Linked DNA regions of Homo sapiens: region 2 is linked to region 1. The links are chromatin loops, found by intact Hi-C in ENCODE. Cell type or tissue: psoas muscle. All regions are shown on one strand. Each heading gives the region's core, and the rest is flanking DNA. Links, peaks and the distances in the headings are about the cores only. Region 1 has its middle 15 kb from the start of LINC01544. Region 2 overlaps RNF152 (ring finger protein 152).

What was found. Peaks named below come from ENCODE experiments on the same cell type or tissue, not always from the same donor. Only the 100,000 strongest peaks of a DNase experiment are listed, where the experiment ranks them.
Region 2: a loop joins it to region 1, with 2.7 times the contacts of the local background. A loop is called at or near these places in 5 of 110 quality-filtered maps.

The regions. Positions count from the first base shown.
Region 1 is chr18:61,724,728-61,741,132 of GRCh38, forward strand. No RefSeq gene overlaps it. Among named protein-coding and RNA genes, the nearest start is that of LINC01544, 15 kb to the right of the region's middle. In psoas muscle, for the core only: no CTCF peak of the experiment used is centred there; a DNase peak (open chromatin) is centred at 8,364; H3K27ac peaks cover 2,700 bases.
Region 2 is chr18:61,853,098-61,869,502 of GRCh38, forward strand. All of the region lies in intron 1 of RNF152 (ring finger protein 152), which reads right to left. Among named protein-coding and RNA genes, the nearest start is that of RNF152, 32 kb to the right of the region's middle. In psoas muscle, for the core only: no CTCF peak of the experiment used is centred there; no DNase peak of the experiment used is centred there.

The DNA.
Region 1 (16,405 bases), core at 3,511-11,510:
AGTGAGGATTACGTCATGTGTACAGAGCCAGGAGTGTTACACTCCTAGAAAAACCTAGCATTGTATAAGAGCAGGTCCTTAAACGACACGAATGAAAAGCAAGAACTTCTGTGCCTTTCACAGCAAGAGTCCTCCAACACCCAACCCTGTGCTCCATCACTAAACACTAGCCTGAAGGAAGGAAGGAGAACACACCCTCAAGACTTTTCCTTTCCTCCAGATACATCAGTTTTGCTTCCAGAGTTCACCGTCTTCCTTGATTGCTACAATAAGGAGAATTATGTATCCTTCTGGGTCAGACACTAAAACCAAGTCCAGGCCTGAAACACTGTCCTTGGTCACAGCATTCATTGCCTTTCCTCCAGCTACCTTTCTAGAAGGGCTCTTACACGGCTCTTTTCCCTCTACTGATATCTATCCTCAGATCTTTTGCACCAACCTGAACAACAGCCCACCTTTGACCCCATGTCTTTAGCAAGTTCTCACTTCTCTTCTTCCTGTCTTCACAATCAAGTTCTATTGACTTCCTCACCTCCAGTTCTCTCTCTAAACCATGGGATTCATCATTCCCCAGTGCTGCAGTTAAATTACCTGCATTAACTTGACCACAAATTAATAGTCACCAAGGAGTACAATGGATTCTTCCTGGGCCTTTTTTTTTTTTAACCTTTATGTAACAATTTAGATTATTAATGACATCTTGCTGCGAAAATCTCTTTCCTTTTACATTTCACTGCAGTTTCTCCTACCTCCGGCCACTCATTCTGTTTCCTTTGCTGATTCTTGACCTTCCCATTTGCCTCCTGAATTTTAGGGTTCTCTTAAGTTCCATCCTTGGTCTTCTTGTTCATGTCCTCCATATACAAGTGGGTGCTATCATCTATACTCAAAGTTTTCTCTACCGTAAGACAGCTTTGCTGATGACAGACAAATCTAGATTTCCATTTAAATATTGCACCTACCCAACAAAATCTATTTAAGGCTGAATATTTCCTTTTCTCCAGTATCTACTTATTTTCTAATATTCCCTTTCCTTGTTTATAGTAATAGAGTTGAGCTTGGAACAACAATAGGAGTTAGGAGTGCCAACCGCCATCTTCCCATGCAGTCAAAACTCCACATATAACTTTTGACTCCTCCAATACTTATCTACTAATAGTCTACTGTTGACCAGAAGCATTACTAATAACAGAAATAGTTGACTAACACATATTTTGTATGTGTTATATATATTTTGGATATGTATAAGATACTATATTTTTACAATAAAGCAAACTAGAGAAAATAAAATGTTATTAAGAAAACAATAAGGAAGAGAAACTACTATCCTGCATTAGTCCATTTTCACACTGCTGATAAAGACATACCCGAGGCTGGGTAATTTACAAAAGAAAGAGGTTTAATGGACTTACAGTTCCATGTGACTGGGGAAGGCTCATAATCACAGTAGAAGGCAAGGAGGAGCAAGTCACCTCTTACATGGATGGCAGCAGGCAAAAGAGCTTGTGCAGGGAAACTCCACCTTACAAGACCAACAGATCTCATGAGACTTATTCACTATCATGAGAAGAGCATGGGAAAGCCCTGCCCCCATGATTCAATTATCTCCCTCCAGGCCCCTCCCACAACATGTGGGAATTCAGGATGAGATTTGGGTGGGCACACAGCCAAACCATATCATATTTTTTACGTGGAAATGAATCATCATAAAGGTTTTCATCCTCATCATCTTCATGTTGAGGAGGCCAAAGAGGAGGAGGAGGAAGAGGGGGGTTTCTCTTGCTGTCTCAGAGGTGGCAGAGGCAGAAGAAAATCTGCATATAAGTGGACCCACAGTTCATATCCATGTTGTTCAAGTGTCAACTGTTCTAGTGAAGCCACAATCTTTTGTACTTTTCCCCCAACTTTATCTACCTCTTGCCTATCCCAAATTGTTTACTGAATTCTACTTCATGAAGCAATGAACTTATCTCTCTTTAATTGCTTCAACTCTGGCCTTCACAATTTCTTACTAATGACAGCAATCACCGCCTAATGGTTCTCTCTAGATGCAATGCTGCCTCTTCTAGTCTATATTGCCAATAGAATTTTTATTTCTAAAAATGCACATTGGTTTATGTCACTGCTGACTTTAAATCACTCAGGGGCTTACCTATATTGTCAATATACAGCTCAAAGCTCTTAGCATGACTGTCAAGACTTTCAGGTTTTGACCCTTACTATTTCTCTGATCTCAAATTTTAACATCTCCAAATGTACCTGCATTCTACTCAGATATGCTGTTCATATGTTTGTGTCTTTCAACTTGCCCTCTATCTGCAATGTTTTTGGCCAATGTCTTCTGGCCAGTAGCTACCATCTTTCAAGACTCAGCTCAAACATCACCTCCTCCAGGAAGCCTTTCCTCTGACCCATTCTCAGGATAAGGTGGCAGCCGTTTTTATGAGCTACCAACCATCATGTCCTCACCCATATTATGAAACATTTGCCTGACATTGTAATCATTATTTGTCTTGATCTTCCTCTCCCACTAGACTATGAGCAACTTGGAATCATACTCCATTCATCTATCTGTCTGCAGAGCTTAGCTCCATGCTTGGCACAGGCTTTATTGAATACATAAGCAAAATAACAACGAAAAGAAGGAGAAGTGTCACTAGCTAAGAATATAATGACTATAGTCCTGGAGACTACAAGAAAAATAAATAACAGATTCTACAGAAGGTTGATTTAGAGAGGAGTTTAATATTCAAGCTATTAGTCATGGTGATGCAGTTCATTACATAAATAGACAATGTGTAAGACTGCAATAATATCAACATTCATTGAGCATTCATTCTATACATATTTAAACCTTAATACAAAAATCAGGCAGCACTATGGTAGCACAGGGAATAAAATAGATAATTCTGCCCTCCCTGCCACTACCCTGTTCATGTAATTTATAGCTGATTATTTCAACACCTCTTCTATATATGCCAGGCAGTATCCTAAGTGCTTTATATGCATGTCCATTTAATCTTCATAATGACCCCAGTGTACAGAGGAAAAGAAGACTCATAGAGATTAGGTAATTTGTTGAACATCATACAGTATGTGGGAGAACAATGATTTAATCCAAAGCCTGTCTGATTACTCTTTCTGCACTTAATCATCACACTCAACAACAAAACAAATTTAACTTGAAGATCACTTGTATTCTATTTAGATATTGGGTTGTTGGGGCCTCCATACAATTCTTTTTATTTATTTATTTATTTATTTATTTATTTATTTATTTATATATATTATACTTTAAGTTCTAGGGTACATGTGCACAATGTGCAGGTTTGTTACATATGTGTACATGTGCCATGTTGGTGTGCTACACCCGTTAACTCGTTATTTACATTAGGTATATCTCCTAATGCTATCCCTCCTCCCTCCTCCCGCCCTGGGGCCTCCATACAAGTCTAAAAGTTATGTAGGAAGTTTATTTCAACTATCCTGTTATAGTTAACTATCCTGTTATATTGTAACTATCCTGTATATTTTATAAATCCTGTATATTATATATATTTTATATATCCTGTGTATTTATATATATTTTTTATATCCTGTATATTTATATATATTTATATATATTTTATATATCCTGTATATTTATATATATTTTATATATCCTGTATATTTTAACTATCCTGTTAGTTTTAGTATGGGAAAGAAGATTTATAATAAAAATTGATCCAAGAAACTATGGAAGTTTTGCAAGTGAGCATTTATGTTCCAAAGCTGTGAAAATACGGATTTTAATGTGATTTATCACCCACTTCTGATGTTTGGAACATGGAGAATGGAGGGATGGAAGGGGTTTGAGAGGCAAGAACTTTACCTTCAGCAAGTGCCATGCCTCAGGATAGCTTTGTCTATTCATTCTCACAAAAGTGAGGATATTCTGAAGCTACATGAATATGATTGCTATACAAAAGGCCACTTTCTACAGGAGCAACAAGATTATCCAAAGTGTTCAGAAAAATAAATTTGTATCCCATTGAAATGTTCTTTAACAAACGAATTCTGCAGGGGGAAAGGGAATTTTGCTGCAGTATTCACTGGGAGAGTGGAGCTAGAGCCCGAGAGTGCCATAAAAGGCAATGGCAAAGTCTACAACAAAAAAGGCAGCTGCCTTTTTCTCTGTGGTTCCAGGAAGACTTTCTGGAGTCCTTAGGTAGGGAGATATATATATATATATATATTTTTTTTTTTTTTTTTTTTTTTTGAGATGGAGTCTCACTCTGTTGCCCAGGCTGGAGTGCAGTGGCATGACCTTAGCTCACTGAAACCTCTGCCTCGCGTGTGTTCAAGCAATTCTCCTGCCTCAGCCTCTGGAATAGCTGGGATTACAGGCACCTGTCACCATGCCCAGCTAATTTTTTGTATTTTTAGTAGAGACATGCTTTCACCATGTTGGCCAGGCTGGTCTCAGACTCCTGACCTCAGGTGATCTGCTGGCCTCGGCCTCCCAAAGTGCTGGAATTATATGCATGAGCCACTGCACCCAGTCAAAATTTGTGTTTCAATGGAAAAATAGACACTGTCTATAACATATCTTTCCCCATAATCTGATTCTGACTCTATGGGATCTATTCTATAACTGTGTAAAGCATAAGTGACTGACAAGAACACAGGATCATCTTTTCTGTAGACACACAAATGAATTCTGACTGGGGCAGGGAATACCCTCCCCACCATGGAAAAACCAATTTTGCCTCCATTTGCACATTCATTTCAAAATGCCTTTACTCTTTTACATTTTATTCATTATCTTATTCCATACTGAGCATAACATCTGCTGGGTTCTCTCATTATGAGTAAAGTAAACACTTTAACATGAGTTCATTTTTATATCCTTATGAGAGTCAAGAATTTATCTTTTTTTTTTGAAAATTATCTTTCAACACTTTATTCCCAGCAATGCCTCTTCCTCCTTGACCCAGCTATGAACTGAGCTGCAAAGTGTGGACGTGCCCAAGTGTTGAGCTTCAGATCATGGCTTTTGTGTTGGGAGAAGTTAATGCTCATCTTTGGCAAGCTTGGGGGTTTCTACAACCCACAAGTTGACAAATGGCTCCCTTTGATGTTCTACCCATAAGCTGAGGTTTCAAACAATTGCTCAAAAAGGCATGGCATTTTTAATCAGCTTTATTGAAGTATTACTTATATACATTAAAATTCATCGATGTTAAGCATGTTGTGTGATGAGCTTCAACAAATGCATAGTTACCTACCATCACCACAACCAAGACATAGACATTTCTATCACCCTAAAATGTTCCCTCATGCTCCTTTGCAGTCCATCCCTGCTCCCTACTCACAGCATCTGGTAATCATTGAGTCTAGAACTTCATATTGTGGGAGACCAGAATATACCACCCTCAAAATATGAAGGATTGCTGAATTGCAGTTAAGAAGAAGCAGATACGGGAAAGTTCTCTCTCCTTCCTCTATTTGCCTAAAAGCAGGACATAAACTTAGGAAGACAAAAAAGTATCTTACCTGCCTTCCCTTATACCAGGCAGAACAAAGGTTAATCACTGAAGATAACTTTAGACCCTTATGATCCTAGAGTTGGTTATCAGAGGAATCTAAATTAACATGCATTAACAACTGGCTTTTATCTGCCATTTATTTCCCTTCCCACAAGTTGCCACCCCTAAATACTCAAAGTCCTTTCTTCTGTCTTATCACTTCTTTAAAATCCTTGGGAAACACTCATTCCCTGGGTGTCTCTCATGTATATATGAAATATGCCTGTGAATAAACTTGCTTGTGTTTCTCTTGTTAATCTGTCTTTAGTTACAGGGTTCTATTTCAGCTAAGATCCTATGAGGGTTGAAGAAAAAATTATTCTTCTTCCTCTACAATATAAATAGGACTATGCAGCATTTAGTCTTTTGTGGCTGGCTTATTTCACTTAGCATAGTGCTTTTGAGATTCATTCATGTTCTTGTATGTGTCAATAGTTCATTACTTTTTATTGCTGAGTAATATTTCACTGTATGGATTTACCGCATACATTTATCCATTCATCTATTGATGGTCATTTGGATTGTTTTCAGTTTGGGGTTATTATCAGTAATAATACGTGAGATTACTGGGTCATATACAAAGTATATGTTTAACTTTGTAAGAAACTCCAACACTTTTCCAGAGTAGCTATACTATTTTATGTTCCCAGCAGCAGTACACAAGCACATAGCTCCACGTCCTCACTAGCACCTGGTATTGTCAATCACTTTAATTTTGGCTTTTCCAGTGAAAGTACACTAATAACTCATTGTAGTTTTAATTTGCATTTCCTTAATGATGAATAATATTCAGCATCTTTTCACTTGTCATCTTTTTACTTATTTGTCATCATTTGTCTAGGGTAAAATTTCCATTTAGATCTGCCCATTTTTAATCAAATTGTTTATCTTATTATTGAGTTGTAAGAGTGCTTTATACACTCTAAATACTTTATGAGATATGTGTTTTGCAAATATTTTCACCCAGTCTGTGGCAAGAGAAAGGCATTCTTATTATTTTGACAAATAATTTGCTAATTCAGACTGCCTGGAAATGCAAACCAGTATACTGTGTAATGACATCTGCCGAGCAGCAGCCAGACTCTGGTGGAGGGAAATAAACAACGTAAAGTTCCAAAATTTGGCCTGAGAAAAACTGCTGCTGGCTTTCATCATCATCTCCTGATTTTCTAGCATTTTATTTACTCCAGTTATTTTTTCTCCTGCGTTACTTGCTTCATGTAACTGTTCCCGTTTTAGGCAGAAAAATGTATATGGAACGTCTGTTTGTTTCTCTCCTGATGCAAATGAACACCCTAGCTTCTGCATTTCATAGTGAGCCCCTAATATAGTCTCAGTAGCAACAATGCAGCTCACATGAAAATTGTTTCCAATTATTTCCAATTTAACCTCTGAATGTCATACCATCACCTCTGACTTCTTCTGAGGACCATCTTCCCAGACTTCTTGGGTCTTTGGGGAGTAAAAAGGAGAAAGTTCCCATGTGAAGGTTGCCTGTGATGTTCATTGTTTTGTTAAAGCACTAATCTGCCTTAGAAAATAATTTCTTCTGGAAATACAGTCGAGGTCCTGTGGTTAGTAGGATTGGGCCAGTGGTACTCGAGCCAAGTACCACAGACGGCATGATTTGGCACATACGTTACAGCTTTTCATCACATCTGTCTCTTCTCAAATATCCAGAGGGGAAAAAAACATGGATGGTTTTCTGGGGTTCCTCTGCAGATGAGAACACTAAATGCCTACCTAGTACCCATTCTATAGTTCTTCCTTAGTAGAGAGACCTGATGTAATGCAAAGCACCCAGCTGAAGAAATTATGTTTCTCGGCCACTCTCCAAGATAAGGGTGGCCATGTGATACAGTTCCAAGGAATATAATTTAAGCAGAAGTCAGGCTGGGCTTTTGAGCCCTCGCCTTTCTCACGGCAAGTCTGCTTTCCTGCAACAGCCATCTTCTGACTGATCCTGAGGGAAAGGCCACAGAGTCACAGAGAATGTGGCCTGGCACCTTCACCACCGAACCAATGCCAGCAACTATCTACCTCTGGACCTCTCGTCATGAGAGAAAAACCAACCCCCAAGTTGTTCAAGATGTTGCTTTTCAGTTGTCTTTTTTTATGGCTGTACACAATCCCTGACTAACAACTTGGGTTCTAGTTTCTGCCTCTTTACTGAGCAGCAATGGGAACTACCCCTCTCAGATTCCCGGTTGTCTTCATTTATAAGGAAGGGTGGAAAAAACAGAAAGTGCCTCACAGCCATTCCAGCGGGAAGCATCCACAGTTCGGAGGCACCATTTCATCTTCAGTGTACCAGACAAATTTTTCCAGATCAGGTAACTCTGGTGACAGGAAGCTCAGGCCACAGTTCGGGCTTGACTGGGATATGCTGATGCCCCAGTTGTTTCTGACAGTTACAGAGGATCTGCTTCCTTACTCAGCCCCAGGTCCTACTGAATTAATTAACAGCAGATGGAGTACCATTTTTTTGTTTGTTCTGAGGACATATCTCCTCAAATTTCCAGGAGAATCCCCATCTTTAATATATTTTTCCTAGCACTCAGATGCCCATCTTCACATAAATCTTCTGTCTCTCTAACAGTATGTATGCTTGTCACATCATGTGCTGCGTTTGGCGTTTAGATATGGCCTCCTGCTCCTCATAACCCCACTCTGCTCCACTCTGAAGCCTAGGTCACTCTTGACCTCCCTGCCCCCACTCCCTGTGTGTTTCAGGCACGTCACATGCAGTATCACTTCCGGTTCCTCTTGGCCTCACCCCTGCTCTGGCCATGGCCATGGTGACCAGGTCCACTGGGGCTTTGCCAGCTTCCCACAGATATGGCCACAGAGGGTGCCTCATGCCAGGTCTTCTCTCCTTGGCTCCTGCCTCCAGCCCTGGAGCATCTCTAACAAGGAGCTGCTCAAAAGAGCCACCCAGACTGGGGTTTAGTGACAGCAGGGTTCATGGATAAATGCTTCCCCCCGGCCCCTTTAATGGCCAGTTCTTAAGGGCATTTTATGAAGCTTCTCAGAAGGTTCCAGCAGGACTGAGAACGAGATGCTTGTGTCAATGATACTAGATACTAGATACTACTAGATAATGCATTCTTGTTTTGGCTTTCCCTCCCCGTCCCTCACCCCTGCTCCTAAAGATCATGTATGCCTCCAAGTAAATTACTGGTAGGTAAGCCTTTCTTAAGCCCTTTTTCAGCAGAATTGAAGTTGAGGCAGAGGATATTAACAAACAAGTGTGTGTGTGTGTGTGTGTGTGTGTGTGTGTGTGTGTGTGTGTGTAGGATTTTTCTCCTGCCTTTCCAATTTTGGGTTTAGTCACTAATACACTGATTCATTCAATCTCAGTTCCCACCACGTAATGGAACAGTTACATCCCTGCTTATGCAATCGTTCCCTTCCACGCAGTTTTGCACAACTCAGATTTTGCGTAAGTCAAAATCTGGGTTATTGCCCTGGATATTAAAGGTGCAGAACCTGCTACACAAATATTTATGTGTATAATATCACTGAAACTTGTTTTCACTGTTGAAGCCACCAAAATATTTTCACATGTTGGTCCCCAGGGGCTTGGCATTTTATTTTTTTACTCTAAATCAATTGCCTTCAGTTTACAAATGCGCCTCCACTGTTGTTTTATCCTGGTGGCTTTTGGACAAGATTGGAAGGCTATGAGAGTAAAGACATAAACACCCTGGAAATAGGATGAGTTGGTGCAGTAAGAAACTCCACCGGAGCCCCGTAAAACTGAAAGTGAAAAGCCTGGCCTCTTGGAATTCATGGAGTCTATACTGCAGCTTAATATGTGTTTTCATACATAATGCAACCTTTCCACATCTCTTACATGCTATCAGCACCTTCCAGAACAATTTGAAAAGGGTCATATTTGCATTAGGCATAGCTTATGGGACCTGGGGGCAGCTGTCCCTGATCAGGAATCATAACAGGGAAACCTCATTTGCAATCACCATTTAGCCTCTCTCTCCCTCAGATAGTAGAAGGACTGGAAGTTGTTTGTTCCTAAGCGTTTTGTGATATTTATGAGTGGCCTTATTTTAAAAAGTCCCCATTAGTCTGTTTATTTTTAGGTATCATATTAAATGCACCAGCAGAAAAATACAAGATCAAAGCCCCCAAAGGTCAAATGCCTGCTTCTTAGCTGGAGTCACACTGTTTAGAAGCTGAAAGCAGCCAAGTCCCACGACATTAATATCCTGGGAAAGAATGGAGCACTCTCATCCCTCAGGGATCCTTTCCCGGGTTCAAAGGCATTTTGCACTCTATCAGGTGAAAGGAAACACACATTAGCCAAATACAGGCAGACTTCACAGATGCAATAAAAGATTCCCAGTAGAGCTCCTTAAAGCTCCTCTGACTGATCTTCGACTTCAAGGTTGTGCCTAAGCAAACTGCATTGGAGCTGATGTGTTCAAATGTGGCTAACAGCTCACCAGAATCAAGCCAATCTATGCCTTCAGCATATCTCTTCTACAGGCTGAGACATGTGCTTGGGCTCAAAATGTCCAAACCTCCCCCACCATGGGCTCCTTATACTCCCAGCTAGGTAGGAGGATCAGTGATGGCCTATCAAGAATAGAAGAGACTCACTCCCTCTGCTGACTGCCATTCTTGATATTATCTAAATATTTTGAGCTTAAATTTAAGTTTAAAAATCAGCATGGAGCAAAAAAGCATAGACTGGGCATGGTGGCTCAAAATGCTCTAATACCAGCATTCTGGGAGGTCAGGGAGGGAGGATCCCTGGAGTTCGGAACTTCATGACGAGCCTGGGCAACATGATGAAACCCTGTCTCTACAAAAAGTATAAAAATCAGCCAGGCATGGTGGTGCACGCCTGTAGTCCCAGCTACTCGGGAGGCTGAGGCAAGGGGATCACTTGAGCCCAGGTGGTTAAGGCTGCAGTGAGCCATGACTGCGCGGCTGTACTCCAGCCTGGGTGACAGAGCAAGACCCTGTCTCTAAAAAGACAAAAACCAAAAGGATGTGATCTTGTTCATATGCCTAGAAAGGTCATTATCAACATTTAAACTATCACAGAAAAATGCAATGCCCTGATCCTTTAGCTCTTTATGTGTCTACGGGCTCCCAATATCTAACACATATTCTTCCTTCACAAAGCCCTTCAAATAGAATGGAATCTGGACTCAAAATTTGCTAGCTCTGATGAGAAAGAGGACCCGGGAACAAGCCCTCCAATGGCACAAAGAAGCCCTCCTTTTCCCTTCTACTCGAGGTTAAGATGGAGAGGTGTCAGCAGTTCCTGAACACCTCTGCCCTAAGGGACTTCAGACAGGAACAAAAAAATTAAGGGACTTTGGACGATTGTTCCCAGCAGAAGCCTGGGAAATGACCAAGTCAGGTATTTGCTAAACTATTTAATGAGGCTGCATAAGCAATAAGGAGAACTTGATAGAGCTTTAGGGTCACTGAGGTTTCCAGGGTGAATTAAAGCAGTGAAGTAAGAGGAGAGGATTTAAAAATTAACCTGCGTGTGAATGTACTATGTTCGGAACAGGAATTAAAAAGCAAACAAGGATTAATTGATCCCCTCCTCCCTCCCAAGCTGCACGCTGGCATTTCAGGAGCAAAATGGATTGGTTGAGAATGCACTCTGCTGGGTAATTAAACAAGGAGGTCGATCAATACTCAGTAGCTGGGATTTAAATACCCATTGAAAAGCTAACAGAGGAACCCAGAAGGGAACAGAAGAATTGCTGGTTGGCTCAGGCAAGATTGGATCTTAAGGTTTCTGCATGTAAAAAATGAACAACAACCAAAAAAAGCACCTCGTTCTTTTCACCTCTCTAACTTTAAAAACCTCTTTGATTCAGTATTAGCCCAAACAAAAATAAGGATCTCCACTCAGAGCATTTCTCTTGGTGGCGAGTGACAGATGTAAAGGGCCCAATTTGTGATTACGTGGTTCACTTCTACAACTGCAATTAAGCTGCCCGTTAAATTCACGTAGCTAAATAAAAATTACAATCAGTTACTTATTAGCTACCTTGAACCTGCCTCCCTGAGAGCTAGAGGGTTGGTGAGAGAGCCAATTCACAGCAAAGCTAAAGTGATCTGCCTTGCTTAGTTGTTGTGGTTTTCAAATCAGATAGGTCATGAGCATCTGTGTATGCATAAACAACTGAAACTGCCCAGAGATGTCTCATGGCTAATCAGATCAGTAGGCCCACCAGCCAGCAGCCAAGACACTCAACTCCCAGTTGGATGAACGTGATCTAACTTTGCTGCAAATACGGGCCCTGGGCTCTTCTCTTCAGCACCCACCTGATGAAGAAGGGAAATAATGAGACCAAAGACAAAGGCAGGAGCAGAACAGGCTTTTCTTCAAAGCCCATGAAGGGGAAAAGACCCATTATGAAGGGAGGGTTACGGGCAGAGAACTCGCCAGGGCTGTTGATGATATTGCTGTTGTTGGTTGGTCTTAGGATTCTCTAGGGAGGAGATGAAATAGAAGGAAAATCTAGGGGTAACAGCTCACAATTGGCCCAGTGACTAAAGGCCACCTTTCAGGGGTTCATTCAGGATTTCCTCGATTCCTGGGCTCACCTGTGAGGCACCAGTTTTCTCCACTTCCTGCTTGTAAACCCATGCATTATAAGCTTTCTTGATGGGAGGACTGAGGGAGAAGATAACCCTACAGTGAAGGGTGCTTGGAGACACAAATAGCTAAAACACACCAGAGGAGGCAATTGATTTTATCCAAGAATCTACCTGAATTTACCAAGGATTACTTCTGGGTATCTTGGAGGATTTGTATCTTAAAGGATCCAAGTTATAAAATTCTAGAGTCATTCATGGAGATGAAAGTAAAACAGTGCTTATTAGGGGCTGGGGGAGTGGGGAATAGAGAGTTAGTGTTTAGTGGGTTCAGAGTTTCAGCTGGGGATGGTAACAAAGCTCTGGCAATGGGTGGTGGTGATGGTTGCATGACTATGTGAATGTACTTAATGCTACTGGAGTATGCACCTAAAATGATTAAAATAGTAAATTTTATGTTATATGCATTTTACCATAACAAAAAAAATTCTAGAGTCAGCGAAGACAATGTTATTTCCTGTATAATCCATATAAACCTACAGCCTACTACTTTTGAAACATAGAAACTTCTCCATGTTTCCAAAATTACATTACCGAGGGATGCCAAAAAGAAAAAGACTTTAAGGGATGGGAGATGCACCTGTATCCATTCTACCCAGAGCACTCACATGAAACATTTCCCAGAGAACATGGCAGCCCAGGTCCCTGTTTCGTTTGCCTCGGTGCCCTGTGCCCCGTGCCCTCCCCATATCCAGGCAAAGCTGCTGAAGACCCAGAGCGGCCTTCTGGTCACCAACCACCTGCTCTTCTGATTTTCTTTCTGAAACATCATTCTCTCTTTCTTTCCCAATTTCAGGAGAGAATCTAATATACTCATTCACACTGAGGTGTAAGGCTCTAAGAAGATGTACACTGCCTGCCCAGGGATATATCCAGTTCACCTGGAAGCTAAGCAAGAAGAATTAAAATACAGAAATGGGAATAAAGTTTGCAACCTCTCCAACCCTTTGTTCCAGGCTGCTTTTTACGCCTCAAAACTTACCAGATTTTGTCTGCACCTCCCAGACAACCTCAGAAATGTGTTTCCCAAAAATCTCTTTCCCTGGTCAGTTTCTCTGTCATGCACTACTTTCAGAAACCCAGACTATCCTCTGGCCCATCAGCCCTCATGCCCAGAGACCCATGCCAAGTTAAGTTGTTCATTGGGCACAGATATGTCTCCAAGGCACCTTCTAAATCTGTCAAGGCCAATTTAGGAACAGAAGGTTGAGGCCAGATGGAAAAGTTGGGAAAGCACCCATGGAGAACAGAGCTAGCCCAGGCCTGGAGGCACAAGATCACTAATCTGATGAGTGGCTCCAATCAAATGAGACCACATGGACATTGGCAAAGAGCATAAGGAAAGTTCTCTCTTCACTCAAGCCTGTAGCCTGTCCTAGAACAAAGGAGCAAAGGTTCTTTCAGCATAAACATTGCCGACTCTCTGGAGGAAAACAGGCTCTTTTTTATATTTACAAAATCAGAACCAGCAGAGGCCAGACCTAGGAATCTGTATTTTTAAAAGGCTCCCCAGGAGCAATGGAAACCACTGGTCTAAATTAAAAAGTGATGACAAATAAAAAAGCCAACATAGGGTGTTTTGTGTTCGCTCTCATTCTATGGTGTTGTGGACATCCATAGAGAATGTGCTATTTATCCTATTTATTTACTTGTTTTTCGAAACAGCAAAAGGATACTGAGATAGGAGACTTTGCTCAACAAGCCAGTGCTAATCACCATAAAGGGTCTGTTGTGTCACACTCTGATGAATCACCACATGTCAGCAGGGACACAGCCAACGGAAATATGTTCTATGGCTTTGGTTTCCTCTTTTCCCTTGATGCATGAAAAAATCCTTTTCCCCAAGCTAAGTTTAGGGCAAGAGGCTCTTTTTGTTTGTGAATGGAGGCAGTCTGAGGGTGAAACAGGATGCCCCAAACAGAAGGAAGGGCCCAAGGAAATCTGCCATCTGGAGAGTGAGCTGTAGGGGCACCTTGGATTCCTATGCAGAATTGTCCTTAGATTTAGGCAACAGCCTGGCGAGCCTGACTCTTGCTGAACAGAGAGGCTGTGCCTCTCTCATGTGAAGAGTGGATGTCATCCACACACGTGGGGGAAAGGACTCCTTCAGGGGCTCATTCCTCCTCCATCTGAGGGCGCTCCCACCAGTCTTTCACTATCTGCCTCCATCCACTGCTCCTCAGTACCTTGGCCTCAGCCCTCTTTGCTTCCTTCTCAGCCTCTCTATTTCTCCCAGTCACCCAGCCTTAGAATCTTTGTGGCCAGGCACAGTGGCTCATGTCTGTAATCCCAACACTTTGAGAGGCCGAGATGGGAAGATTGCTGGAGCCCAGGAGATCGATGGTGCAGTGGGCTATGATCATGCCACTTCACACCAGCCTGGGTGACAGAGCCAGGCTTGTCTCTAAAAATAATACTAGCAATAATGAAAACAAACAAACAAACAAACAAAAATAATCTTTTTCTCTATGAGACATAATGGAAAGAGAAACCGACTTGGGGTCTGAAAATCTGAGTCTGGATCCCAACACTGCCAGTTCTCCAGTTCTCGGCCGTGTGACTTTGAGCACATCCCTGACATGTTTATATAGCACTGCACCTCTGTTTTTTGTTTGTTTGTTTGTTTTGTTTGTTTGTTCGAGACGGAGTCTTGCACTGTCCCCCAGGCTGGAGTGCAGTAGTGCGACCTTGGCTCACTGCAAGCTCCACCTCCCGGGTTCACGCCATTCTCCTGCCTCAGCCTCCCGTGTAGCTGGGACCACAGGCGCCTGCCACCACGCCCGGCTAATTTTTTGTGTATTTTTAGTAGAGACGGGGTTTCACCGTGTTAGCCAGGATGGTCTTGATCTCCTGACCTTGTGATCCGCCCGCCTCAGCCTCCCAAAGTCCTGGGATTACAGGCATGAGCCACCGCGCCTGGCCACACCTCTGTTTCTAATAACTGCCCGATCCACACCTCTGCACTGTTGTGAGAATCAAATAAACTATGTGAAATACTTTGTATGCTTATTTATCTCTTCACACATACACACGTATGTCTTGTTTTTGACATACCGTCTTGGTTGCTGCCATATTGAATCAGCCCCCAAATCCTGCTGATTGTGGTCTTGTTTGTATCCCTCGCATACATTCTTGCTTTTCCATATTCATTGCTATCACTGCCCTCCAAATATATTCCTTCAAGTTGACCTTCACTGTAGGTCATTCAAGATTACAGTATTAGGTTCTTAGCCTTCTGGCAGCCATCAGTGGTTAGAGGGGTGAAGGCCACAGTCTCCTCCCCACCACCTCTCAGCCAGGTGGTCTGCTGTAATGAGATCAAGACTCAGACCAAACTCTGACACATAGAGAGACCTATCAGCCAGCAGCAACGAAAACATCAGACCACCTGGTTTGCAAGCTCAGCAAACATAGGACCACCTGGTTTATCCTAGCTCTCTGTCCTTTCATTCCAAGCAGATGTGACAAGGAGCTAGCAGCAGGGTTCAGTTAATTGGTCAAATGACACGATTCTCCTTAAGCAAATGAACACAGAATCTAGCAGAATTCTAAGACTTGGGGGACACTCCAGAGGGTGTGAGCTGCTCATGCCCTAATCACACAAAGGCAAGGACCCCTGTGCAGCCTTCCTAACCGATCCAACAAACACCACTCGTTTCACCAATAAAAAATAAAATCTAACACCCAGTATGCTAATAAACAAAAGTTCTGGTGTCCATTGGAAATAAATATAACTGAAGTGCTAGTATCACAGTCTGGAACATAACAGAACTACCCCTAATACTTCTGAAATATTAGGAAACTTCAAATACTAAATAACTGTGCTTAGAGCATTAAGCAAACTGAAATACACATCATCAACATATGTTTTAAACAGAGCTGCTTTAAAGTAAATTATAGATAATATAACAATATTGTCTTAGTCCATTGGGGCTACTATAATAAAATACCACAAGCTGGGTAGCTTATAAATGACACAGCTTTATTTCTCATAGTTCCATAAGCTGAGAAGTCTGAGATCAAGGCACCAGCAGATTAATTGTCTGGTGAGGGCCCACTTTCTCATTCATACCTGGTGCCTTCTCTCTGTGTCTTCACATGGTAGAAGGAGTGAGTTAGCTCTCTCAGGTCTCTTTTATTAGAGCACTAATCCTATTTATGAAGGCTCTGCCTAATCACCTCCCAAAGGC
Region 2 (16,405 bases), core at 4,970-12,969, 130 kb after region 1:
CTGGGATAGGCAAGTTTATTAGTTTCCTACTGCCACTGTAACAAATTACCACAAACTTAGCAGCTTAAAGCAACATGAATTGATTATCTTATAGGTCTGGAGCCCAGATGTCTGAATTGGTCTCCTCATGCTAAAGCGAAGGTGTTGGCAGAGCTGTTTCTTTCTGGGGGCTCTAACGGGAGAATCTGGTTCCTTGCCCTTTTTTTTTTTTTTTTTTTGGAGACAGGTTACCCAGGCTGGAGTGTAATGGCACACGATCACAGCTCACTGCAACCTCTGCCTCCCAGGTTCAAGCAATTCTCCTGCCTCAGCCTCCTGAGTAGCTGAGACTACAGGCACATGCCACCAGGCCCAGCTAATTTTTTTGTATTTTTAGTAGAGATGGGGTTTCACCATGTTGGCCAGACTGGTCTTGAACTCCTGACCTCAGGTGATCTGCCAGCCTTGGCCTCCCAAAGTGCCGGGATTACAGGCTGAGCCATCGCACCTCACCGGTTCCTTACCTTTTTTAGCTGCCAGTGGCTGCCTGCATTCCCCAGCTCATGAGCCCTTTCCTCACATTACTGTTGTTCTGTCACTATATCTCCTACCACTAACTTTGACTATTCTACCTCTTTTTCATAAAAACCCCTGTGATTACATTGGGCTCAACCAGATATTTCAGGATACACTCACCATTTCAACATCCTTAACCTAATCACTTCCTTGAAGTCCCTTTTGCCATGTAGGTAACATATTCACAAGTTCCAAGGATGAGGTTCCAAGGATGAGGACAAGGACTTCTCTGGGGTCCATTATTCACCACAGAGTAAGGCAAACATCGCCACCCCTGTTGTGCCCATCCTCCCTGCCCACCTGCCCATTTTTCAACTGAGAAAACTCAGGCTCAAGGTTGCCTGAGGTCCAGGGTTGACTTGCCCAGGTCCACACCTGGAAATGAGCCAAGCTGATACCTAATCTTACAACTCCAAGCCCCACGTTCTTTCTGCCACTGCTTATTGACTCCCCGTGACAAGGTGATGTTTGCAATATTTTTTTCTTTTCCAAGCTTCCACTATACAGTTAACAAGAAGTGTTTTTCCTTTCACTCAGTTATCTCTGCTTCTCAGCCAATGCACAGCAAATGGAAACTAACCAAGCCTTTCCCTAAGGTTCAAAGGAACCAGAAAGCCCACCAAGGCAGGAATTCATTATACAGACTACAATGTCACAACCATCTAAGAGACTGGTCATGTAAGAAAGTATATGGGGGAAAAAAGCAAGCTCTCAGTTTTGAGAGTGCAAAATAATCTGAATTTGCTAAGACATACACACAGCAACAGCCTTAAAGGAAACGCACAATAGGTAACACCGGTGTCTTCCATGTTCAACACAATCTATTCAAAATTACACAGGAAACCATCCTCTCAATGATTTTCCATAGTTTCTTCCCCTCTTCCTCTTTCTCAACTGAGCGAATTAAAGAGGGCTGGGAGGTGGTATTTGGAGCCTCAATTAGTCATCTTTTGAACGAGGTATTATTTAAGCTGGGGTAATCAGAAGGTAGTGACTACAATTTTCAGTTTTCTACTATGATGGTCATACTGCTATTGGTAACCTGGAATTTCCTCTCTCTCTCCTTTCACTAGCACATCAGGGAGAAAAGAACCCAGTGCTGAATCATGGCCACTTCAACAATGAGAGAAGTAAACAAGCCAAGCAAAGCTCGCTGCCAAGCTTATATTTCGCCTATGTCTGTGTTCAACCTGACGTGAAAATAGCAGGCGGAAAAAAATCAATGTCACATCAAAATGCAACTGGTATAATAGCAGCAAGTTACATGATTTTCCTGAACTACAGATAACTCACAGACTGTCTCAAATGCTACAAAATACCAGCAATAGGGCTTTTAAAGGTCATGTGGAAGAATTCAAACAACCTAAATATTATATTTTAAATAAGCTAATGGTGGTGGGGAGAGGGAACTGCTGGCTTGTGTTCATGCCAAAGCTGTGCTCTGAAGCTATTATCTTACACAATTATAACCAGTGGGAAGAAGGATTTGAAGGACAGCAAGATTCCCCAGTATCTAAGAAAGAGTCAATTGTGGTCACTAATTCAGAAAAGTAAAACAATGCATTTTGTAAAGCTTTTCAATAAGGATGTCATTGTAAGAGAATTCTGGTTTACCAGGAGTCAACCTTAAAAGTTTAATAAAATCAGGAAGTTCTGGTTCATGTAATTCATTATTTTGATGATATCATAGTGATGGCAGAAGCGGCCTGTTTGGAGCAGCCACTGCAGGGACGCCAGCTGTAGTGGGGGAGGCGCAGCCAGGACTGTGCGTTCCATAGCCCTTACCTAGGGGCTCCTCGAGCCAGGGCTGTGACACCCCCTTTGGGGCTCTGCAATTCCTCGCATCTCCAACTTTCTGGGTGCCACCGTGTTCTCATCCAGATGTGGATGCCCGCAGTAGAAGCCACGTGCAGTGCATCTGGTGCAGCTGCAGCTTCGCATGGAGCCAGCACCTGTGCCAGCGCCTGGAGCTGCCTGCCCCGCTGCAGCCCCTGGTGTGCCTGGCTGTGCACAGTGGCTGGACCCCACACTCGCTCACCACACAATCTCATCACTCCACGTCTGGCTCGCCCTTGGCAGGTGTGGAATCTGGGCTGGTAGCATGAACTGAGCGCAGCTAGCCAGGCCAAGTGGACAGAATGAGCCCAGCAGGTACGAGCAATACCCAGGCAGAAGGTGCCATTGGCCACAGAGGTTTCCGGCTGGTGACTCCCAGAGGATCCCGTGACAAAAGCCTCAAAAATAAACTGAGTAAACTGAAAGAGAGTACACCTGCTAAGTATTCACTACTCCACATACTTTAATCTGACCACGCCATGTTTCCCTACAACCAGGTACTTAAAGAACTCTGTGTTCTAGTCCTGACTCTGACACTAACTCACTATCCTAGTCACATGAGTTCTCTGGGTGTCAGGGTTCTCATCTGCAAGGGGAGAGGGCTGGATGAGATGACCTTCCAAGTTCTTTTCCAATTCTGACTCTAAAAGCTTCTAAAAGCTCCATTAACAAAATTCACTGGCTGATTTCTATCTGAAATGAGATTCTAATTGAGTTGGTGAGTAAAGCGATGACAATGAAGCCAATGTCAAAGACTCTTGAAAACTAAATGCTGGAGAACAAACATAAGCTGGAAAATGACACGGGGAAATACACGATGGGTTCCTGTCCTGGGAACACTACAAGGCTGGGGGTCCCAAGAGTTAATTTTAAAGATGCCTGTTGGGAACTCATCTGCCACAGCGCCTACTTCTTTCATGGCAGCTCTAGCACTCAGCACTAGCCCTGAGTACAGGCACAGAAAGGAAGGGAGGGGATGGGAAGACAGTCTTGAGATGCAAATCCCATATAAAGGGTCATAGCTAGGACCCTTCTAGCCACCAAGGACCCAGCATCACCTTCCAGGTCACTCAGATCCAAGGATGGCTATTCCTGGGAGTTGATAACTGGAGTGTTTAGATTTGATACCCCTTCTTTCTGCTGTCCTTACTCATTCCACATCCTTACTAGAGGTGAGGGGTTGGGGGAGGGGTGGTCGAGCAATCTTTTGTACTTTTGAGGGTCTGCAAACTTAGGCACAGAAAATGAAAAGTGGATTCACAGAGCTGCTGACATCTCTGGGGATTCAGTTCCCCGAACAGCTAGCTCCATGTAACAAATGTGCTCACTGAAGTGGGAGAGCCCAGGAAAAAAGCGACAGGAAAATTGAGGACTAGCTATAAAGCTCATCTTCAAAAAGCCATAATTATCACAATAGTGTCACCTAAGCGTTATTTACAAGCATCTGTACACACAATCCCTCCTCTTCTAATAGCCCTCATTTAGATACAGAGCTATTACCCAGGGCAACATTTTAAATTAATTAAGTAGTAAAACAAGGAGAAACCAGCATTATTCAGTCAAAACTCTAGAGTGAATATAATTAAAATACAGGCAGGGGAACAGGCATAAAAGACACAGAATCTCACTTTTTACTTTGTGCTGATAATTCCTACCCTGACTTGCATTATACGTCAGGGTTCAAGCTCTGTCTCCATTATCCCCAACACTGTAACAGGGAGAAAGTGCAGACACTTTTCTATTTTGCAGATGAGAAAACTGAGACTTAAGGAAATTAAATGATTTGTCCAAAGTCAATTCATGTCAAAAGCCCAGATCTTCAACGCCTGCTCTGGAAACCACACACTATGTCCACATGATTTTATTTTCATGGTGAAACTGAAACAATTTTTATACTAAAAGCTATCAAATATTTTGCCTTGGAACTGCTTTAGAACCTTTAGGGCCTCAGAATAGTCTAGTTTGAATCCTGGCAGAATGAAGCAAATTTTCAAAAGCCATAAAAATGGCTTTTTCTCTTCAAACAGCAACAGGCAAGAGAATGTTCCCCACAATCTGTTGTTATTGCTATAATTTTTCTTCAAACCTACTGTTACTTCCTTTAAATGACCACATCTTCCATCTCATCGCCATGTTCTGACGATACAGGGACACAAAAGTAGCAGATAACACAAGTTCCATATCCTCCAGGGACTCACCAGTCATTAAACAAACAAACAAACAAACAAACAAACAAAAACTGTGGGCTTTTGGTCATTCTAGTTTTGGATAATAGCCTATCACAAAACATCTTTCAGCCTCAGTCCTGTTAATCAATAGTCATTTAAAGTAAATTTGTCATTGGCGTGTATAAACATCTACATTCAAGAGCATTTTCCAAAATAACACATTTGCCTTGTGATTATATAAATAATCAGACAACTAAAACAATAACAACAGGAGCAAAAAACAACTCTAGTCAATCTGAGGTAGTGGGGATGGGTTTAGCTTTACGTTTGGGTCTCCTCTGCTATAATCTATTAAAATAAATGAAGCAGAGCCACCCCAGCAGGGGCTGAAAAAGACAATTGTCTGTCCTTCTGAAATCTCCCTCTGCAGCCACATGCAAACCCTCTACCCCAATTTCCAGGACCAGCCCTAAACTTAGTAGAGACATTTAGGTAGTTTGGTATAACTCTCTGGGACTCCACCCAGGTCCCACTGACTGTGGGCTCGGCTGTGACCTCCTGCCCAGAGCTCTGTGACATTGAGTGCTTTCTTGATTCCTTAGCTCTTTGAATCTGACACTTGTTAGATTCCTGCCAGCCCCTCCCTCCCCCAAGCCCTCTGGAACTATCTCCCCTGGAACCATATACCCTAGGATGAGGAATCTGTCCCTGAGATCCAGCCACTTGTTAGATTCCTGCCAGCCCTTCCCTCCCCCAAGCTCTCTGGACCTATCTCCCCTGCAACCGTATACCCTAGGATGAGGAATCTGCCCCTAAGATCCAGCCACCTCTAGAAATATTTCCCCCGATACCTTCTCCCTAGACTTCACATTCCAACCTATCACCCTGAAGGATGCCCTGGGCCCCAACTCTACTGCAGCCCCTCCACTTCCCCCAGTGGTCGACTTCCACTCAGGGTTCCCACCAAGCCAGTCCGCAGTACTCATTCCTAGGTCTGGCCTTGTTCTTACTGAAATCCTGCATCCTAGCCTAAAACTTCTATATTCCATGGAGAAGAAGCTGGAGAGTGGCCATCCCCATCATCACCCCTGGCTATTTACTTGAGGTCTGCCAGCAGTTTGCATTCAGCAACCTATTAATTGCCTTGCAGACATCATGATGCAGCAAATTTCACTATTTTCACAAAAACAGAGATCCCGTTTTAATAGGAGATGTGCTTAAGTTTGGTCAGCAAGCCTGAGACAAAACAAAAACTAAATTTGGGGTCCCCTGGCTTTGTTCTTACTGTATAAATCATATTTGGGGAAACTCCATGTTTCTTACGCGCCGGGTGATGTCAATATCCAATTACAGGAGGGTGAAGGAGGCCCTTTCTAACCCACATGGGCCCATCTGATGTCCCTCAGCCACGACCCTGTATTATAGACGAGGGCTGGTGGCTCCTACAAGTCATCACCACCATTCAGATGCCACTATGCACTTGTTCCACCTCGCAGACTGGGACAAGTATGTACTTGCTCAAATTCCCACCTCAGTACTTCTGACCAAACCAATTGTTTCAAATAAAACTGGAAGGACTTTTGTCCTTCCCACGGGTACCATCAAAGCCCCTCAGTTTCAGGCTTAGTTGACTGAAGTGAAACAGGCAACAGAGCGTGAGAGGGCTGTTGTGGCGCAAATTCAAACTTGACGTGCTTCAGAAACGTCGCATCAGTTTCACACACTGTTCCCAGGGCTCCCAACACATGCGTCAGAGACATAATTGCAAGGCTAAGGGTTCCGGAGAGTCAGGGAGCTGCATTCCCATGCAGAGCAGGAGATGCTGCCCTTGAAGAAGGGCCTGGAAGCTGCAGAGAAAAGGAGCATCACCCACCTGTGTGGGGCAGGGGAATGGGTTGAGTTGTGTCTCCCAAAAAGATAGTTTGAAATCCTGACACCTAGGCCGGGCACGGTGGCTCATGCCTGCAATCCTAGCAGTTTGGGAGGCCGAGGCGGGCAGATCACTTGAAGTCAGGAGTTCAAGACCAGACTGGCCAACATGGCGAAATCCCATCTCTACTAAAAGTACAAAAATTAGCCAGGCGTGGTGGCAGGCGCCTGTAATCCCAGCTACTTAGGAGGCTGAGGCAGAAGAATGGCTTGAATCCAGGAGGTGGAGGTTGCAGTGAGCCGAGATTACACTATTGCACTCCAGCCTGGACAACAGAGACTCCACCTCAAAGAAAAAAGAAAAGAAAAGAAAAGAAAAGAAATCCTGACCCCTAGTATCTCAGAATGTAGCCTTATTTGGAAAACGGGTCACTGCAGATGTCATTAGTTAAGATGAGGTTATATTGGAGCAGGGTGGGCCCTTAATCCAACATGACTAGTGTCCTTTAATACAGAAAAGACTCAGAAAAGACTCACAAGGAGAGACAGCCATGTGATGACAGGAGCCAAAAGCCAGGAATGCCAAGGACTGCCGACAGCACGAGAAGCTGGGGAAGGGAGGAAGGGTTCTCCCCATGGGTCTCAGAAGTGCATGGGCCTGCCGACACCATGCCTGTGGACTTCCAGCCTCCAAAAATGTGACAGAGTTTCTGTTGTTTGAAGCCACCTACTTGGTTAAGGCAGCCCTAGAAAACTCATCTAAGGGGGAAGCAAGCAACTGAGGAATCATAAAACCCTCCCGATTCAGAAGCAGCACCAAATAGCAAAGAGAAAATGCAGTCACGCACCACATAACGTTTCGGTCAATAACAGATCACATAGAAGATGCTGGTCCCATAAGATTATAATGGAGCTGGAAAATTCCTATTGCCTGGTGATACAGCCATCAGAGCATTGTTGCACTGCAACGCATTACTCACATGTTGATAGTGAGGCTGGTGTAAAGAAACCTACCATGCTGCCGGTTGCATAAGAGTCTAGCACACACAATCATGTACAGTACACAATACTTGATAATGATAATTAACAACTATGTTACTGGTTTCTGCATTTACTGTACTATATTTTTATCAGTATTTTAGAGTGTACTCCTACTTATTTCTTTTAAGTTAACTGTAAAATGCCCCAGGCAAGTGGTTCAGGAGGTATCCAGAAGAAGGCACTGCTGTCACAGGAAATAACAGCTCCATGCGTGTATTACCCTGAAGACCTTCCAATGGGACAAGATGTGGAGGTGGAAGGCAGTAATATTGACAATCCTGACCCTGTGTAACCCTAGGCTAATGTGTGTATTTGTGTTTTAGTTTTTAACAAAAAATGTTTAAAAGGTAAAAGAAAAAAATTAATTTTACAAATAAAAAAAGCTTACAGAAGAAGGATATAAAGAAAAATATTTTGGTACAGTTGTATAATATTTGTGATTTAATCTAAGTGTTATTAAAAAAGAGTCAAAAAGTTAAACAAAATTTAGACATTTATAAAGTTAAAAAGTTACAGTAAGCTAAGATTATTATTGAAGAAAACTATTTGTTATAAATTGAGTGTAGTCTAAGTGTACTGTGTTTGTAAAGTCTACAGTAGTGTACAGAAATGTCCTAGGCCATCACATCCACTCACCACTCACATCCTGAATCACTCAGAGCAACTTCCAGTCCTGCAAGCTCCATTCATGCTAAGTGTCCTATACAGGTGTACCTTTTTTATCTTTTATACAATATTTTTATTGTATCTCTTCCATGTTTGCATAAACAAATACTTATTGTGTGTGTTACAATTGCTTGCAGTATTCAGTATAATAATATGCTGTACAGGTTTGCAGCCTTGGAGCAATGGCTGTACTGTATAGCCTATATGTGTACTGGGCTACACCACCTAGGCTTGTGTAAGTGTACTCACTCCATAATGTTCACATAACAAAATCACCCAAAGATGCATTCCTAAAAATATATCCCTGTCATCAAGTGAGGCATGACTGTACATGTTACGCTTAGTGTCTTAGTCCATTTAGTGTTGCTAGATAGGAATACATGAGGTTGGGTAATTTATAAAGAAAACAGGTTTATGTAGCTCACAGTTCCACTGGCCAGAAGGTTCAAGACTCGGCATTTGGCGAGGGCCTCAAGCTGCTTCCACTTATGGCAGCAGGTGAAGGGAAGCTGGCATGTGCAGAGATCACATGGTGAGAGAGGAAGCAAGGGTGAGGAGGCAGGCTCTTTGTAACAACCAGCCCTCATGGAAACTAATAGAGTGAGAACTCACTCACCAACCCACAGAACATTCATCTACTCAAGTGGGATCTGCTCCTGTGACCTAAACATCTCCTATTAGGCCCCGACCTCCAACATTGGGCATTAAATTTCAACATGAGATTTGGAGGGCTCAGACACCCAAACTATACCACTAAGGAACACAGTGGCTTGGTTAAATTGGAAAAATGAATACAACTCCCTGAGGCCCTCAGAAGAACCTTCCTTCCCAGAAGAAGCTGGACATTCTAATTCAGGTCCTAAGCTGGGGAAGGACCATGAGTGGGAAAAGGTAGGAATTGAGGCTTTTTTCTCCCTTTTTACATGTTAATACAAAGCCCTGCCTCCTCCATCCTGACCCCCCTATCTCCTCTCTGCCTCCTATGCTTACAGAAAGGCACTAGATGCAGTACTTTCATGTCTACCACCTCATTTAATCTTCATGACAATGTGTGTGGCAGAGGAGGCGGCAAAAATTCTCATTCCCATTTCACACACGAGGAAACTAAGGCTCAGTTGGATCAGGGACTGCCCAGAGAGGAGATGACCATCCTGAAAAGAACTTCAGCTGACAAAGCAAGAGCAAGAGGTGAAGAGCAAGAGGCTTTCAAAAAGGTGGGAGGGAAGATTTCTGACTGAGGGGCTTAAGACCCTCCATGAGGGGATCCCACCCTGTGCCCTGGGGACAGGAATGCTAGTGTCATGAAGCTTCGGTAAAAAAACCCAAGCGGACAGGGTTCAAGGAGCTTCCAGACAGCTGAACATGCTGAGGTTCCTGGAGGGTGGCACCCACGGAGGGCATAGAAGCTCCACACCCTGTCCCCCACCCCTCACCCCACGTGTCTCTTCATCGGTATCCTTTGCAATATCTTTTACAATAAACCAGTAAACATAAGTAGGGGTTTCACCAAGTTCTGTGAGCCGCTCCAGCAAATTCATCAAAGCCAAAGCGGGGGTTCTGGGGACCCCAACTTGAAGCTGGTGGGTCAGAAGTTCCGAGGAGGCCCAGACTTATCATTGGTGTGTGGGTAGGGGCAGTCTTGGGGACTGAGCCCTCAATCAGTGGGCTCTGACATTATCTCTGGGTAGACACTGTTGGAACTGAATTAGAGGATACTCAGCTGGTGTCTCTACTTGTGTGCTGATGATTGTTGTGGTGTGAGAACAAAGAAAAAACAGAGAGTTTTCCCTACACACAGCCCAAAATACTATCTTAAAAAAATTTTGAAGACAGGTTAACCAAAGGTTCTGGCAGCCATCCATGTCCAAAACAAACCAAATGTGTTGCCCGTAAAACATTTGCTCTTGAAAAGTAGTCCCTTAGCCAGGCGCGGTGGCTCACACCTGCAATCCCAGCATTTGGAAGGCCGAGGCAGGTGGATCAGCAGGTCAGGAGATCAAGACCATCCTGGCTAACACAGTGAAATCCCATCTCTACTAAAAATACAAAAAAATTAGCCAGGCGTGGTGACACACGCCTGTAGTCCCAGCTACTCGGGAGGCTGACGCAGGAGAATCACTTGAACCTGGGAAGTGGAGGTTGCAGTGAGCGGCGATCGTGCCACCGCACTCCAGCCTGGCAACAGAGTGAGACTCCGTCTCAAAAAAAAAAAAAAAAAAAAAGTAGCCCCTTGACTTTTTTCAGTTGTTCAGGTAACATCACTGTAGACACAATCTGTAGATTCTTCTACTGACTTTTTACATGGAAATAGTTAATATCTTTGGGGAAAAAACTAAGCACATTTTCCAGGCTGGAAAAGCCAAGGCTTCAGCTTTTGCATTCTGTCTCCTTTTGTGCTTCTCAATCTTCAAGCAATCCTGTGTAACCGTATGGCCTGTCCTCAACTAGCATGCTGTACAAAGTGCGTTTTCCTGATTCTGGGCTTCGAAGAGTGCTTGAGAGGTGGGGGCATTACACACTAATGTCCGAGGACATCTGATGACTGGACAAATCTCTTCCCCAAAGCAACACCTGACAAGAGTAAGGAAGTCAGAGCCAGGGCGGAGTGGCAGGTGTCCAAGGTAAGGACAGGACTGAAAGGGTTAAGCTGAACAGCACTGATGATAAGGAACTTGGGTGGTGAGCTCCCGCTCTAATCGGCTGCCTTTTCCATGTATTTTAATCTTTCTCTTTCTGAAAAACACCCAGTCATTGGACATCAGGAGAACCTGACTTCATCTTTCCTGCCCCTTACAGCCACAATCTGTTTCTACCCATAGAACATTTCTGACATCAAACACATGGGTGTCTTCCACCTCAACAACCAAGTCTCCAACTCTCCAACAACAATCGGGTGTCCCAGAATTCAATTCCATTTTGACCCTAACTACCCGGAGTCACAGACCCCACAGGTCAGGGGCTCAGCCCCACAAGTCTGCCCCCATTTCAGACACCAAGCATAAGTCCCAGGCCTCCTGTGCTTCTGACTGACTGGCTATCAGTGGGGTTTCTCACAACCCCCTCTCCGGTTTAGTAACTTGTGAGAACGGCTAGCAGAACTCTGTGAGAATGGCTGGCAGAACTCAGGAACAGTTTATGGCTATTACTGGTTTATGATAACAGATACAACTCAGATCAGCCAAATGGAAGAAATACACAGGGCAAGATTGGGTGCACAGAGCTTCCATGACCTCTTGGGAGGCGTCACCCTCCCCCAGCTCCTCAAAGTGTTCACCGACCAGAACCCTGTCACTTAGGGGTTTGATGGAGGCTTCGCTGTGTAGACATGGTCGATTAAATCATTGCCCACTGGGGACTAACTCCCTCTTTCGCCCTTCTTCCCTACCAGGAGGTCTGGGATGAGGCTGAAAGTCACAACCCTCTAATCACAGAGTTGGTTCCTCTGGCGACCAGCTGGCACTCTGAGGCCAGCTAAGAGCCCACCAAGAGTCATCTCATTAGCATAAGCCAAGGTATGGTTGAAAGGAGTTTATGGTCGGGCACAGTGCTCACGCCTGCCGAGGCAGGTGGATCACCTGAGGTCTGAGACCAGCCTGGCTAACATGGTGAAACCCCGTTTCTACTAAAAATACAAAAAATTAGCCAGGCGTGGTGGCGCGTGCCTGTAATCCCAGCTACTCAGGAGGCTGAGGCAGGAGAATCGCTTGAACCCAGGAGGCGGAGGTTGCAGTGAGCTGAGCTCGTGCCATTGCACTCCAGCTTGGGCAACAAGAGGGAAACTCCATCTCAAAAAAAAAAGGAGTTTATGATGAAAAACAAAAGATATTCCTCTAACCTCTATCACCCAGGAAATTACAAGGGTTTTAGGAGCTCAGTACCAGGAAATGGAGGATGAAAACCAAATATATATATTTCTTATTATATCACAATATCATACCCCTAGAACCTGCAGCCAAATTGTCCGGCACATATACTTGGATACCTACCAATAATCATTCTGGGGAAACCATATCTACAAAATGCCATGCCACATTTTGTCAGCTTGAAAATATTAAACCCTACTGAAAAAATGTAAGGTTTCTTCTTCAGATTTAAATGTCTACTTATTTCAAAATGAATTAGTAGTTCTCTGGGTTTCATAATGTTTAATTCATTAATAACTACAGCTTGAGAATTTGAAAGGAGATTGCTTCCAGGATAAAATTAAATATAAAACTCTAAGCAGTGATTCATGGCTGTTCCTATCTAAATTACTAATCCATGTGACAAACCTGGTTGGCAGCACAAAAAACGCAATACTATTTGTCCCCCATTGCCTTTATAGACTTTGTTGAATTGTTTTTGCAAACTTCCTAAATCCAAGTACTAGATAATCCCCTGCTAGCAGCTTCCATCCCGTTGTGGAATTTAGTTTAGAGTCTCTGTTGCCACAGAGAGTTTCACAATGGACTAATACTTTGTACCTCAGAAAAGAATTTTCTGAACATTAGAGTTTAGACATAGAGCCCAATGGACTTCCAAGGAAACTCACTTTAAGTTGAAGGCAAATATTCCCATGACAGCTGTCCCAATCCCCAAAGAAACCTACAAAAAATCTGCTCAAAAACATTTTTTTAAATGCCTATTTTCTTTTAGTTTGCAAGGAAGGCTAGTCAGCTGAGTGTCAATTACATATCTCCCTGTTAGAACAATCAGGCACTAGAGTCATCATGTTGTCCAACAGATGATATAAGGCTTCTTAAATTTCACCAAGCCCTGGTTATTCTGCCTCCTAAAATTTCTCTCAGGTCTATTCCTCCCACTGCCTGGGTTCATTCTTATGTCTGCGTGGAGGAACAGGCAGGAATATTCCTGGCCATATACTCCCACCTCCAAGGGAATTTGGAGGGCTGAGTGGCACAGGGCCCCACCCCCTGTGGTAACCCCTGCCCAAATCATCACAAAGCCCAGCAAACTAGGTTCTCCCTGCCTCTCATCTCTCCCCAATACCAACCATCCAACCTACTGCTTCTAGACAGCGAGTCGGGCCCAGGTAGCCCCACGGATGGCTACTCCCCACCAGATGCCTTATACACGGGGACTCGTTTATCCTCAGGACAACTTGAGGAAGTCACCCTCATTGTCTTCTTATTACACACCAGGAGCTGGCAGCAAAGATGTTCAAACACTACCCCAAGCTACAGAGTGAGAATCTGCGAGGACAAGATTCACATCCACACTCTCGCCCGCGTTTCTGTGCTTTGAGCCACCTGATCATGCCATCCCATGGCTCCTTAGTACCAAGAGTGAGGCCACACACCCCAGCAGGGCCTACGCATCCTTTGGTGACTTGGCTACATTTCCAGCCTCATCCAACCTATGCCCTCCATCTGCCCTCTATCTCCATCAGTTACTTGCACATGGTATTCCCTGTGCTTCTCCTCCATGTCTCCTCTCCCTGCTGTGTGCTCCTACAGTGACATGTTCATCCCTTCATCAACCATTCACTACTTCCTCCCAACATTGGTGGTGACACCGGGGGTGTGACCTCAAAGCAGCAGCTCTGGCTTTCCCCTACTTGCCCGCTGTCCCCACCGCTGAGCAGCACATGACAAGACAGCCCATAGCTTTGGCACCAAGGAATGCATTAAGGCAAATCATCAGTGAAACTTTAAAAAGCAAAACAACACAAAAAAAACAGACTTAGGGGCTTGTCCCAAAATGACTGTTAGATCCCTTATAAGCTGGGGTGGAGGGATGGGAAGGGCCTTATGTGGGCTTATTAAACACTGCACATCAGGAATTTTTTTTTCTCACCAAACATCAAACATTGCAATCAAGTGAGAGGAGAACACCTAGATGCTCGCCAGCTGAAGTAGGAAGAAAGCCTGTGGCAGATTTTAAATCAGCAAGAGGTGGGAACTCAAGAGTTACCCATGCATGGCAAATACAAAGAGATTGGGGACCGGGTGCGGTGGCTCACACCTGTAATCCCAACACTTCGGGAGGCAGGTGGATCAATTGAGGTCAGGAGTTCAAGACCAGCCTGGCCAACATGGCGAGGCCCCATCTCTACTAAAAATACAGAAAATTAGTTGGGTATGGTGGCATGCTCCTGTAGTCTCAGCTACTCGGGAGGCTGAGGCAGGAGAATCACTTGAACCTGGGAGGCAGAGGTTGCAGTGAGAGGAGACTGCGCCATTGCACTCCAGCCTGGGCGACAGAGTGAGACACCATCTCAAAAAAAAAAAAGAGATGACAAACTGAATCTTCAGCTCAGTCTGGTTTTTATAGTTGTTTCCTGGGAGGAGGGGGAGCAGGGGCAAAGAGATATTTGAAAGGAGTTTGGTTGTTTTGTTTTTTATTTTTTTCATTTTAAGGAGGGAGAGCACCCACTATTGATGAAACTGTTATGGCAACCCCCAACCCAGGGTGAACCGTATGTAAACCAGGCTGAACTCTCCACATCGCCGGCCTCACCATCCTGGGATACAATTCTGACTATAAACTCAGCATCAGATAAACCTAGATATTACCAGCAATGCAGCAGGAAAAATAAAAATAACAACTGAATTCACAGTAATCATTTAAAATGTAAAATACTGCTCTTAAATCCTATAAAATGGCCACGAATGTCCAGTGCACACTAATTCTATAAGGAACCCCCACTGTACTATAAAAATACACAAAACGCACATAAAAATACAACTTTACTATTATGTAAATTTAACCTTAAACAAATATGCTAGCTAACACAAACAATATATTAAATCAATTTTGCTCACCTTCTTAGAACTTAACGAGCCTCCTAGGGGCAATTCAGATACCCCAGCTCCTCACTTAGAAAGCTGTCTGAGGAGATTCATGGTAATGTGTGCAGCTGGGCTTTTCCTGGCTCCTCTCTCCAGTCATTTTCCTCGTAGCCAGCACAGGCATTCAGAACAAGTTACCCACTGTAGAGGTTGGCCTTCGGGTGTTGCTGTAGACTTACAGCATATATCTGTGTTATGTTTCAGGGATGTTTAAAAGCATGTTAAAAATATGTCCCAATATTTCTCTTTTCCTCCTAGCTTATTCCAAGTCTCAAGAGCAGCTACACTGCTCAGTATCAGTTCAGAGACCACAGGACAGAGGTAAACCCAGCCCAGCCACCCCCAGCTGATCCTGCAGGGCACTGGGAAGCCACCAAGGTCATTAGAATAAGTACAGGTTTTAGGTCGGGTGCAGTGGCTCGTGCCTGTAATCCCAGCACTTTGAGAGGCCAAGGCGGGTGGATTACCCAAGAGTTTGAGACCAGCCTGGCCAACGTGGTAAAATCCCGTCTCTACTAAAACTACAAAAATTAGCCGGGCGTCATGGCAGGCACCTGTAATCCCAGCTACTCAGGAGTCTGAGGCAGGAGAATCTCATGAACCCGGGAAGCAGAGGTTGCAGTGAGCCAAGATCACCCATTGCACTCCTGCCTGGGCAACAAAAGCAAGACTCCGTCTCAAAAAATAAAAATAAAAAAAAATAAGTACAGGTTTTAGAAGGAACTTCAAAGTAAATGAATGTCCAGGAAATGAATGAAAAGCATAAATCAGTAGTGTGCCTTGTAGTTATGTGGCAGAAAGACAGAGCAGGGAAGCATGTAGTCAAGTCAGGAGCAGGCATTACAAAGGCAACAGTGCAAAAAGACCAGCAGCATCCACACATCTTCATAGATGACTTAAAATCAGATGGACAATAAATTGCCTATACTTGAGGTTCTTAGGGTTCCCAGTTTCATGATGAGAGTAACTAAAAAGCATTCACCATTTGTAAGAACACAGGTTTTTATAAGCATTTGAGGTTATCAGAAGAGATTCTGAGAATATTCTAACATCTCAGAGGTAATCTCGATTGTTATATAAAATTTCCTAAGTTCACCATGTCTCTCTAAGTAGGATGAGCTAAAGGAAAGCCCAGTCTTAATCATTTCACTGACCACAAAACCCTAATTAGTAAAATCCAAAGAAATAGGGAATGTCTATCCTCAAATTTCAACTGCTAACTCCACAAAATCACTAGGTGGGGTCAAAAGCTGTCAGGGGTCTTCTTCCAATCATACTTCCAAGCAACTCAAGTGTTCAAAGAAAACTGGTCTCCAAGATTCATCTTTTAGGATACATAAAAACAACCCCTACTTCCAAATAAACATGGGCCATGGAGGTATTGTCTCCTGCACCTGACAAGAGATTCTGTTACTGGAAAAGAACTAAATGTGGAATGCCCTGTCACCTCACCACAGACGGCACTAAAGGTGAACACCC